Regions from separate parts of the Homo sapiens genome. Here region 1 is linked to region 2. Evidence: chromatin contacts called from ENCODE Hi-C data. All regions are on one chromosome and are shown on one strand. Each heading gives the region's core, a stretch centred on a gene start or an enhancer-like site at or near the end of the contact. The rest is flanking DNA. Distances are from core to core; before and after follow the strand shown.

What was found. Hi-C counts contacts between places; a loop is a spot of excess contacts on that map. Pooled maps may share reads with other maps.
Region 1: a map with no recorded cell type shows a loop between it and region 2 (22-fold over the local background). The contact joins the enhancer-like site here to the promoter of LINC00173 in region 2. A Hi-C loop is called at or near these places in 3 of 37 single-sample maps with no recorded cell type and 2 of 50 pooled maps.

The regions. Positions count from the first base shown.
Region 1 is chr12:118,033,197-118,036,489 of GRCh38, forward strand. It overlaps WSB2 (WD repeat and SOCS box containing 2), which reads right to left. Exons shown (of 9, transcript NM_018639.5): 6 at 3,142-3,293; 7 at 2,018-2,128; 8 at 1,790-1,897; 9 at 1-1,162. The coding sequence ends at 1,000. It also overlaps a transcript of RFC5 not described here. Among named protein-coding and RNA genes, the nearest start is that of RFC5, 18 kb to the left of the region's middle. RefSeq lists enhancers at 2,417-2,476, 2,487-2,536. Within about 2 kb of position 1,815, at least 4 of the 41 ENCODE cell types and tissues checked have a DNase peak (open chromatin) inside an H3K27ac peak, as active enhancers do.
Region 2 is chr12:116,531,550-116,535,095 of GRCh38, forward strand. It overlaps LINC00173 (long intergenic non-protein coding RNA 173), which reads left to right and starts at 1,886. Exons shown (of 3, transcript NR_027346.1): 1 at 1,886-2,067. RefSeq lists silencers at 1,697-1,898, 1,803-1,852 and an enhancer at 3,261-3,546.

The sequences.
Region 1 (3,293 bases), core at 565-3,064, 1.5 Mb after region 2:
GGAGCTATTTTTGTTTCGCAGTAGAGTTGAAACCAGCTGATTAATCCAATGAAGTTAAACAGCAGAGACAGATCTCGTACATAAGAGTATCAGCTAAAGTCATGACTACACCAATTCTTTACACAATTAAGACATCTTTGCAACTGTTCAATTTAAGTACTATGGTTTTTAGATAATCGAGAAAAACACAGTTGTACCTTAACATCTGTTGAGAAAATACAAATAAATATGATGCTAATAAATGGCCACTGATAACTCAGTAGCCATCTGAATAGTCATGCGGTTTAAGAATACATCCTTGTATAATCTGACATACAAATTTGTCATTTCCTGCACATGCACACCATTGTTAAAAAAAAAAAAAAAAAGCCAGTAATAGTGTCTGGATCGGTCAGGAGCACGGCCTCTGAGTCCCCTGTAATTTAGTTAAGCTAAATTAATACCTCATACCAAATGGCTCCAGGAAAACTGTCCTGCAGGTCAGAAGGGAGCCCAAGAAGAAAAGCACTTGGCCAACATCGAAGCAACTCTGACCACAGCAGGAGAGAACTTGAACCAATGCTACCACTGCATCAGAAACACAAGGATAGGTACTAGGCAGAAGCCATCGTTCCCAGCGGAGGGAGTGTGAGCTGCTCTGCCACTAGAGAGGCTCTGGAGGCCTACTTAGTTGCATAATCAAAACAACATCAGTAACTGCACTTTGAATCAAAACAAGCAGAAAGAGTTCAACACTTGCTGTTCATAACTGGACTGAAAATTTAACGTAAGGCTCTGTTGCCGTGCAAGTGGAATCTCTTCCTCTAAGACTGACTTTCACATGCCAGGGAGAGAAAGATCCATGACTAGTACACTGGAATCTGGTTTTGCTACATTCTATTCACAATCCCAAAGAAATGCTATTTCAATGCAAGACCAGATGTTTGGCCCATTATTCCAGCAACTCCCTTTGACAGGACGATTTACCCTGCTACAAAGAAGCACAAGATGTGGTGTTGCTTAAAAAGTCCTGTATGTGAGGAACTCTTTCATTTTCTTGGGGATTGGCAGTGCTAGGACTTGGTAAGTTGTTAGGAAACTTCGAAGGGCTTTCCGGCATAAGTGCTTCAGTGAGGACAGGACCCTAGGAGCTGTCCAGAACTGGACGTGGCCATCTCTTGTCCTAAAATGAAACAGAAACCGATGCTAAGACAGAGCTTGGATGTTCATGTTTTCATGAGGATGAATACTCATGTTTCTGTTTTGACTGCAAAGAGCAGGAGACTTCGGAGAGTGAAATGTAACCCTGACTGTGGAAATGGATGTAAAATTGTGGTGCTGAATAATTAAAGCTGCTGATAGGATTAGAAAAACTCAAGACACCTGTGATACCAAAGCGCTCTCTCTGTCTCTCTCTCGGCACAGCCCTTTCTAAATCTGACCACAGTTAGTTCAAAAGTATAAGGGGGAAGAGTGCCACCTACTGAATTATAGATGTTACCTGTAAAGTGGTCTTTTAGCCCTAAATGGTTTCCCATATATTATGCATCATCTCAATTTTATTCTCCCTTGTGAACTTGGCCCATTAGGTGGCATGACTTACAGATCTTTAATTACATTTAGGTTAAATATTCAGAGAAAATGGGACACCGTTATTAGCAAAATCGATCATTTGAGTTTTATATAATCTTGAATTGCCTTAAAGCTTTCCTCATAGGCAAGAAAATTCTAGATGGTTTCTTTCCTTAAAAAGCTCCATGGTATACTCAGCAGAAAGCACCACCCATCTGTTCAGCTAACAAATACATACCCTGTGGCAATGACTCCACCATGTGGAAAAAATGTGCAGCAAAGCCCATTGGTCATAGGAGCAAATGCAATGGGAGTTTTCAGTTCCAGGGCCCAGATCCTGAGGAGTCTGGATGGGGAGAGAGAACATCTGGATATTAGCTGACCCAGGGCCAGACCAAGAGGGCCTTGCTGCCATTACTTGCAAGCACTTGTTCTGAGGCCATGTAAAGAGAGTTCTCTTCGTTACCTGTCATCTGCCACCGTGGCAAGGTACAAGCCTTCTGGAGAGAAGCACACAGATCTCAGTGAGCTAATGTGGACGTCACTGTCATCCATGGCGGGGTCAACCTGGGTGTGGCTGGGAAGGAAAGAAACAGGATGGCAGGCCTGGAGTGATGGCTGCTCTCCACCCTCCATCATCACCCTAGGCAGGAAGCCAAACTGCCCTGGCTACAAAAGGGCTCAAGATGCATTGTGTGCCCCTCGTGGAAAAGCTTGGGATTTGCACACTGGGAAAAAAAAGGGTATCTCAGAAGGCTCCAGGTGTCCTGTGGATGAAGGGTTACTAACACTTCCTTGTGCTAATTTGCTTATGCAAAGTAGGTCAGCCCTCACTTTAATGCCACAGTAGAAACTGCAAGTCTTTTTTAGGCTAAGATACATGATAATTATAGGACTGCCTATTATTTGCTTCATAAAACAACAGACACAAAAGGAAAAAGGAGACCAAGTTTGTGAGAACATGAAACTCATTTTGGAAAGCACAGTTTCGATAAGAGGCTCTTTCTGAACTTGTTACTACAGTTATTAGTAAATGGAAATAAAGAGTCATATTGAGGCTTCATAATGCTGATTCCGAAGAAGTACACACAGCCACCTGAATCAGGAGACTGGAAGACACTCAAAGCTACTTGAGAGGGCTTAATTGACAAGGCATCACTAAGAAGCAATGAACCAGGCCAGGCGCAGTGGCTCATGCCTATAATAGCAGTTTGGGAGACTGAGGCGGTGGATCACCTGAGGTCAGGAGTTTGAGACTAGCCTGGCCAACATGGTGAAACCCCATCTCTAATAAAAATACAAAAATTAGCCAGGCCTGGTGGCGCACGCTTGTAGTCCTAGCTACTCGGGAGGCTCAGGCAGCAGAATCGCTTGAACCCGGGAGGTGGAGGTTGCAGTGATCCAAGATTGCGCCACTGCACTCCAGCCTGGGTGACAGAGCGAGACTCCGTCTCAAAAGAGACCCACTGTGCCTTTTTATCCAGCTTGTCCCCTCCCATGTCCCAGATTCTAAAAGAGACATGTCTAATCCCAGGCAGGTTCCTCATCAGTCCCCCCACAAAAAAGTCATAGCAGGGATTCAGTCCTTACTGGAGTGACCTCAGCCTTTCGCCGGTGTAGGGGTCCCACATAATCACATTGGTATCGTAAGAAGCCGTGACAAGCAGGGCAGAGTCGGGGGAGAAGTCACAAGAGACAACACTGCTTTGATGGCCCTCTAGCTTCCGAATTAACGTGTAGGA
Region 2 (3,546 bases), core at 636-3,135:
ACTATTCACAATAGCCAAAAGGTGGAAACAACCCAAATGACCCCTAGCCAGTGAATGGATCAACAAAATGTGGTCCATCCAGGCAATGGAACAGCACTGAGCCATAAGAAGAAAGGAAGCACTGGCATGCGCTACAGCATGGATGAGCCTTGAACACATGATGCTGAGTGGGAGAAGCAGACACAAAGATTATATATCGTAGGATTCCACTTACATGAAATATCCAGAACAGGCAATCCATAGAGACAGAGAGCAGATTGGCAGCTGCCAGGGGCCAACGGGAGGGAAGAATGGGAAGTGACTGCTAATGGGTACCGAGATTCTGTTTGGGGTGATGGAAAACTTCTGGACCTGGCCAGGCATGGTGGCTCACCCCTGTAATCCCAGCAGTCTGGGAGGCCAAGGTGGGTGGATCACCTGAGGTCAGGAGTTCAAGACCAGCTTGGCCAACATGGTGAAACCCTGTCTCTACTAAAAATACAAAAATTAGCCAGGCGTGGTGGCAGGCACCTGTAATCCCAGCTACTCGGGAGGCTGAGGCAGGAGAATCACTTGAACCTGGGAGACAGAGGTTACAGTGAGCCAAGATCATGCCACTGCACTCCATCCTGGATGACAGAATGAGACTCTGCCTCCAAAAAACAAAACAAAACAAACAAATAAAAAAAAAAAAAAGATGGTGGCAGCTCACACCTGTAATCCCAGCAACTGGGGAAGCTAAGGCAAGAGGTGTGGCAGCTCACACCTGTAATCCCCAGCAACTGGGGAAGCTTGAGGCCAGGAGTTCAAGACTAGTCTGGGCAACATGATGAGATTTGATCTCTACAGAAATAAAAATAAAAATTAGCTGGGCATGGGGGCAAGCACCTGTGGTCCCAGCTACTCAAGAAGCTGAGGCAGGAGGATTGCTTGTGTCCAGGAATTCAAGGCTGCAGTGAGCTACGATCACACTGCTGCACTCCAGCCTGGGCAACAGAGGGAGACCATGTCTTTAAAAAAAAAAAAAAAAAAAAAAAAAAGATGGCGCTAGAGAGACAGTTGATACAGGGTATGGATGGTGACCATCATTGATCATCATGGCTGCTGGTGGGTAGTGGATGGGAGTGAGAACAGCATTAAGAGGAAGGCCAGTGATGAGGCGGGGACAGTGGTCCAGGAGGAAGATGCAGGTGGCCTGGACCAGGGGGCACACAGTGAGCCACGTGTGTCAGGCAAAACCAAGAGGGCTTAGTGAGGATCTGGATGCACAATCATTCAATATAGACTCAACTCTGCCCCTCCTATTCAGCACCTGTATGCACTTATGGATGGGAGGAGAGTGTTGGAGGGAGAAAGTATATGTTCTCATAGGGATGCTGAAGAACAGGTCAGAAGACCCCTGGCTTCAAATTTTGACTTTTTCATTGCCAGATCCCGAGAGAGTAACTTCGTTTCTTTGTGCCTGTGTTCCTTCCCCTGTAAAATCAAGGCCCCAACATGCACTTCATAGGTCGTTGTGAGACGGGGACAACAGCACCTGCCCTGGCTACCTCCTAGGGCTCTTGGGAGACCCAAATGAGTTGTTAATCCTTCAAGGACAACACAGATCACGTTGCTGGGCTGATGTCATTGCTTTTGGAAAGCAGGTCCCTTGAACAGATTCTCCCAAAGCAGTGACTTTAGGAACATCTCGAAGGCGACAGATTCCAGTTGTTAAGGCTACGATGAAATAGCAGAAGACTCTGGGAAGCAGCGTGCAACGAGTGGCAAAGGAGCCCCTAACGCTCTTTCTTCTGTGCTCGCCCCGCCCCCTCCGGCGTGGGCCCCGCCCCGACTAAGCCCCAGCCAGGCCCCGCCCCCGATGTTAGCGCAAGCCACGCCTCCTCAGCTCCCAGCCTTCTGGGTCCGAGGCTCCCACCTGCTCTAAGCGCTTGGTACCAGGGAGGGAATGGGAGGACGCTTGCGGGATAGGGAGGCGGGGGCTGGAAATTGGCAGGGTGAGAGCTGGGGAAACTAGTCTGGGACGCAGCCCTCCTTGTCCCCCTTCTTCATTCACCCCCTTGTTGAGGCCCTTGGCTTTTGCATAATGTAAGTACTTATTTAATGCGTGTGCTGGCTCGAGAGCTCTGCATTTGTCTTTCTGTCCTTCATATGCCAGTGTACCTCCGCCTTCTGTCTGTCTAGGTGGGAGCTCCTGGAGAGGAGGGTGCTTCCCAGCAGTTGCTGTTCGACCCCCAGCCCCGGGCCAAGGGCACAGAGAGAGAGACAGAGAGGCTGGGGCTGCAGTGGGGGTGGGGAGGTGGGAGCTGGGGCGGGGCGGAGGGAGCGAGGGGGAGGAATGAGAGCACCATATGACAGGCTTGTGGAACCACATCTGATGCCAACTTGGATGCTGTCCTTTTTCTCCAATAAAAGGAACTTTTCACTTGTTTTTCAGACACCCTTTAAAAAAATGTATTTAAAGAGGCTGGTTCCTATCCATCCGACTGGAGGCATCTCAGTGCAAGAGCAAAGCTAAGTCCTGCACACGCTCCTCCCCTCCTCCTCCTCCTTCTCCCCCCAGGTTTTCCCGAATGTATCTACTCCGGTTACAACTAGACGCGGCCCCTCCCCCACCTGCCTCCCCCCTTCCTTCCCTCGATCGTGGAGGGAGCGTTCTCTGTGCCTTCCCAAGTCCCCGTGGGGGACCTTCTATGTTGGAGTGGGGGGAGGGGGGGAGGGTCATATAACGAAGGCCAGAAAGAACAAATTAGATAATCAAAAGAATTATAGTAATTGCTTTCACTTTCCCCCGCCCGCTCAGCGGATTCCCTCCCCCGCCCCTCCCCTGGTTTTTCTGTCTGTCGGGAATACTCGGTCTTTCCGACCCCCTCCCCTCCCCCAGGTTCCTCCTCTCCTCTCCCCTTGCTCGCGCGTTCCCTCTCTTCCTCCGTTTTCTGGTGTGCTGGAACGTTCAGCGGAATATGATGAATGATCACCTGTCACAGCTTGTTTATTATAATGCAGGCAATCAATTACACATCCCCAATGCTGGCCGGCCCGCAGGAAATTTATATGCTCAGCACAAACCAATGTGAAAATGGAATCTCATTTGCCAAATGTCTTTCTCCCCGTACAGCACGATGATTACAGTCTGTGTTTGTTTCAACAGTCGTGTACAACTGACAGTGCCATCATTTACTGCCTGGCTCAGGTCACGTTACTCTAAGGCTTTATTTATGGTGTTACGAAGGGCAGCACAGGAAAAGGACAAGGGTGTCTGTCAGGGATGGCACTGTGTTAAAAAGTGGGCGTGCAAGGGCCGCATTCCCGGGCAGCCGCTGCAACCTCAGCCCCTGGGCCCTTACCTCCGCAGCCTCTCCCAGCATCCAGCTACCCAGACTCCAAGGCCCCAGGCGAGAGCCAGCTCTCGGTACCTGGAGCTCCACAGGTCCCAGAATCGGGGTGGATCAGAGTTCAAATTCTGGTTCTGCTACTGTCTAATTGCGTGCTGCAGGGACTCAATCTCTTCATCTGGGAAATGGGAGTAATAACCCTTGGCAGGAATGTTGCGATCCTCTGGGATGT